Regions from separate parts of the Mus musculus genome. Here region 1 is linked to region 2. The links are chromatin loops, found by intact Hi-C in ENCODE. Cell type or tissue: left cerebral cortex. All regions are shown on one strand.

What was found. Peaks named below come from ENCODE experiments on the same cell type or tissue, not always from the same donor. Only the 100,000 strongest peaks of a DNase experiment are listed, where the experiment ranks them.
Region 1: a loop joins it to region 2, with 2.0 times the contacts of the local background. A loop is called at or near these places in 1 of 42 quality-filtered maps.

Annotation. Positions count from the first base shown.
Region 1 is chr2:119,744,460-119,746,959 of GRCm38, forward strand. The region is part of intron 1 of Itpka (inositol 1,4,5-trisphosphate 3-kinase A); the gene reads left to right. Among named protein-coding and RNA genes, the nearest start is that of Itpka, 3.4 kb to the left of the region's middle. In left cerebral cortex, a CTCF peak has its summit at 1,023; DNase peaks (open chromatin) are centred at 338, 543 and 973; H3K4me3 peaks cover 826 bases; H3K27ac peaks cover 1,192 bases.
Region 2 is chr2:119,898,923-119,901,422 of GRCm38, forward strand. All of the region lies in intron 1 of Mga (MAX gene associated), which reads left to right. Among named protein-coding and RNA genes, the nearest start is that of Mga, 2.9 kb to the left of the region's middle. In left cerebral cortex, a CTCF peak has its summit at 1,329 (motif pointing right); no DNase peak of the experiment used is centred here.

The DNA.
Region 1 (2,500 bases), 150 kb before region 2:
CTCAGGGAGAGGCTGTGTGGAGGAGGACTTGCAGTCTAAATCTGGGTCCAGTGTAGGTAGCTCCGGCAGGGGTCAGGACATCCAAGAGAAGCCCAAGCTAGCTGTTCCCTGCAAATCATCTTCCTTTCCCACCCTGGGTCTCCTCCGGGAGGCTGCAGGAGCGGTCCAGATGGCCTCTCAGGGACCTTTCAAACTCCCAGGTTGTCTCCCAGGCTTCCCAACCCCCCCGCCCGCCGGGGCCTCCCCGAAGGCAAACAGCTCCGGAGCTGCAGATAAGCCTGGAGCTGTTGACAGAGGCTGCCTGCGTCTGCGTGGAAGGGCCGGGAGCGGACTTTGCCTCACAGCAGGCCCCACAGCACACACGCTCAGCCGGCCTTTGAGGGCTTCCCCGGTCAGGAAGCAGAGCGGGTCCCACTGACCGTAAGGATGCACCTGGGGAAAGACGGTTCCTGCATTGTAGGGCTGCCGCCTAGCCAGCCAGCATCTCACACCCGACTCGAGGCCCTAGAAGGCTCTGCCTGTCTTAGCCAGGCTCCACGACCTTTCCTTTACTTCCTAGGCGCTTGTACAGCCTGCTCAGAGCAGGACATGAAGAGCTGGCTGGGCTCCCTCCAGCGGCCTTTTCTCTGATAGAAGGAAAATTCAAGAACAAGAAAAACTGAGCAACCAAGGGAGAAGCAGGAGGCCTACTCCAGGGGCAAGTGGTGTGACTCTAAGGCCTTGGCTGTCTCCTCAGACATTTGTGGGAGTGACCCTAGCAGAAGAGAGGGTGTTTTGATGCTTATTCATCTGGTTTTATTCTCTCAATAACTCAGGCTAGGTAAGGAGACCTGGATGCTGTCCCCTCCTGGACTCAGAACCCCCACACATCATTTTTCACTAATTATAGAGCAGAATTTAGGTTAACAGACTTCCTTTTTAAAAAGCAAATGCCCATGGGAAGGTGAAGTCGTGGGTCACTTATACCTTAGTGCAAATCATTTAGTAAATTTAAATTGGTTGCTCTCCCCACCATCACCACAGGGAGTGCTAGTTTGACAGGACAATTGGAACATGGGGAGGGTGTTGGGCTGGCAGAAATGTCAACCAGGATTGGTGACTCTATAGAGCAGTGATTCTCAACCTTCCTAATGCTGCAGCCCTTTAATGAAGTTCCTCATGTGTGGTGGCCACCAACCATAATATTTTTATTGCTACTTCATAACTGTAAGTTTGCTACTATTATGAATCATAATGTAAATATCAGTGTTTTCTGATGGTCAGATGACCCCTGTGAAAGAACTGTTTGTCCCTCACATGGGGTCGCGACCCACAGATTGAGAACCTCTGTTATAGAGGCCGAGAACACGATGGAAACTAAAGACAGCAAAGGATGTAGTCTGGTAGGGAATGGGCTGTCCGGGCTGATGTAAGGAGCAGATGTTCACAAGGCTTCCGAACAGAGCTTAGACAAGGAAGAGGTCTAAGGCTAGGACACAGCAAGTCCCTACTTATGGAGACACTCATCTGGAAGGAAAAGAAATTATCAGAGGGGCCTCGTTTGTCATCAGAGCATCGTGGACACTGGTTTCTTGACCTTTGCACCAACTGTCAAGGCAGCCTGTGGTTGGTGGAAGCAGTCTCTCCTTGAGGCAGGGGTGGATCATATCTTCCCTGATGTTGTTTATGAGCCAAAATCTTCACCCACCCCCCCACCAATCCAAAGTGACTATCTAGCAGTCTTTTGGGATTTATTTGGTTGTGAGTATGTTTTGTTCCTTGCAGAAAGAGCCACTCTTCGGAGCGAAGCTGGCAGTGAGTTGGCTTCCATGGGGCTTACATCAACTGGATCCATGTTTGGCCATATCTGTTATTGGCAAGGAACGCTACACGTTGTTATAAGAAATTTCAGGAGCTGTCAGGAATGCTCTGCTGAGATAGTGGGCAGGAAAGCGACTCACAAAACCAAGCCGGGCAGTGGTGGTGCATGCCTTTAATTCCAGCACTTGAGAGGCAGAGGCAGGCAAATTTCTGAGTTCCAGGCCAACCTGGTCTACAGGACAGTCAGGGCTATACAAAGAAACCCTGCCTCAGGGAAAAAAAAAAAAAAGACTCACAAAACCAAGGAGAGTGCGGAATGGCTCTATTTCATGTCAGCTCAGGGACAAGTTGATACTGTTATCATATATTAACTGGTCAAACCATCATATATTTAAAGACCTATCTCAATGTTTCACAGCCTGGCCTCAAATTTCTGGGTTCACATAATCTTCCTTTTTCAGCCTCCCACGTAGCTAGGACACAGCCATGTGCTACCAAGTCCAATGAATCGGCTCCTGTGAGGCCTCAGTTGAGCCTTCAGTCCTTTCACTGAAATCACAAAACCCCAGCTTGGTGTGGTAGCATAAGCCTTTAATCCCAGCACTCGGGAGGCAGAGGCTAGTAGATCTCTGAATCTCTGAGTTCAAGGGCAGCCTGGTCTACAGATTTAATTCCAGGACAGCCAGGCGCGCGCACACAC
Region 2 (2,500 bases):
TCGTTTAAAAGGACATGGTTAGCATGGGCAACATTTAGAATGTGTTGACCATCATTTGAAATTTGTGTTTTAAAAGTAATATATTGATTTCGAATTTTGACTTGGTGTAGTTGAGTATGTAAATCATTTAATTGGGTTGCTACATAGTGTGTTTTATGGGTTGTATCAGGGTGACCATTATAATAAAAATTTCCCAAAGTTACAATTAATGCATCTTGCTACATTGTTTTAAATGACGTCTGTTAGAGAGTGTGAATATGTGTAGTGGGGGGACTGAGAATTTCTCTTTTTTTTAGATTAATTTATACGAGTACATTGTCACTGTCTTCAGACACATCAGATCTGAAGAAAGCATCAGATCCCATTACAGATGGTTGTGAGCCACCATGCGGTTGCTGCGAATTAAACTCAGGACCTCTGGAAGAGCAATCAGTACTCTTAACAACCATTGAACTATCTCTCTAGCCCAGGAATTTCTCTCTTTACAACTTAGTTTAAGGCCCTTTCCAACCCGTACTTTAATCTAGGTAAATGCTTGATGAGGAAAGGCTGAACCAAAAACTAGCCTGGCCTATGAGATTCTCCTGCCTCAGCCTCCCCAGTGCTGGGATTAAAGGTTTGCACCACCAGCCTGTGTTCTTTATTAAAACGTTAAGAGAGCAAAATACAGAGTACTTTAGAATATTGCCAGAATGGATTTCTTTTTTCTTTCTTGGAGTAGCCTAGCACTTCTAAAGTACATTTGATTTTAGCAGTGGACATTAAGGTTATCTTAGAGTTTAAGAGTAGTCTTTGTATGTGTGAAACAACATATTTCAAGCTGTAGATGAGAAAAATCAAGCATGGGATGGGGATATACAGTTCAGTGGTAAACCCACTTGTGAGAATGGTTCAGTGGTAAACCCACTTGTGAGAATCACTATCTGGTTAGGTTATCAGCACTATGGGCAGTAGGGTCTGGGGGATTCTTCTGTGTGTGTGTGTGTGTGTGCACGTGTGCACGCGCACGCGCGCGTGCCTTTTTCTTTTTCCTCTTTTTTCTAAATTTTTTATTATATATTTTCTTCATTTACATTTCAAATGCTATCCCGAAATTCCCCTATACCCTCCCCCCAGGATTCTTCTTTTAATTATTGCCACGTGCCTCAAGTTTATGATAGCTTGGGGTCATAAATTGGTCTTTGATTTTATGTATTTTGGTTAACTGGTGCAATAAATTGGTTGGTTTAAGTTTTTTGATTTAGTTGTTTTTTTTGTTTGTTTGTTTTTAGATTTATTTATTATATGTGAGTACACTGTAGCTGTCTTTAGACACTCCAGAAGAGGGCGACAGATCTCATTAGGGATGGTTGTGAGCCACCATGTGGTTGCTGGGATTTGAAATCAGGACCTTAAGTTAGTGTTCTTAACCACTGAGCCACATCTCCAACCCTTTTGGTTTAGTTTTTGAAAAGACTTTATGCAAGTCTACAAGTTCTGACTTTTCCTGTTTTTCATACATATTTTTATATTTTTATTAGATGTCTATGTACAAAGTTGAAATAAAGCAATTTGTATTTTTTTCCCCTTTGGGGGAAGGGATGGGGCAGGCAGAGTGTCATATAGCTCAGACTGGCTTTGAATTTTTTATGTAGTTGTGAACTTTTAATTTTCCTGCCTTGGTGTTTGGGTTTATAGGCATACAATGCATTCCATGTCAGCCTAGCTAATAGTGAGACATTGTCTCAAAAGAAACAGATATCAAGTTAAACTCCTCGTTTATCTATGGTCATGGATGTTAGGGCTCTAGTATTAAAAAGTAGATCCCCTCCAGGTAAGCTCCTCAACACAAGAGTGGCCAGGCCCCACCCCTGAGGGCTTCCAGCTGCCAGACTCTTCTCACAGAACAAGGCTATGGCTGGACCCAGTTCCTTTATGCTCTACAAAGTGAAAATCCCAAGATGGGGCCACCCTGGAAAGCTCCCCCAAGAAATCTTATATAAAGCCTGCTTCCTGCTCAGTTTTTTGCAGTGTCTTACCCAAGCCAAGGTTTTCCCAATAATTCCCTTAGGTGAGGTTCGTTGTGTGGTGTGACTTTGTGGTATTCCTTGGCTTCCTACTGCCATAATACTTCTCCCTTCAAAGCTGTAACACTTCATCACCCCTTTAATCTCAATTCATGGCAATTCTCTTGCCTCAGCAACTTTCTGATAGTTTAATGGGTGTGAGCCTTCAAGCCTGGCTATTTATAAATTTTTTTTTTTTTTTGGAGACGGTCTATTTAGTCCTGGCTGTCTTGGAACTAATTCTCTGCAGATCAGGATAGCTTCGAACTCACAGAGATCCTCCTGCCTTTGCTTCCCAAGTTCTGAGATTAAAAGCATGTGCCACCGTACCCTGCTATTTGTAATTTTTTGAGCTATACTTCACCTAACATAAAGTTTGTAGTTTAAGTGCACCAGAACCTGGAGAGAAGACTCAGTGGATAAAGCTCTTAAATATGAGCACTGGAACTTTTGTC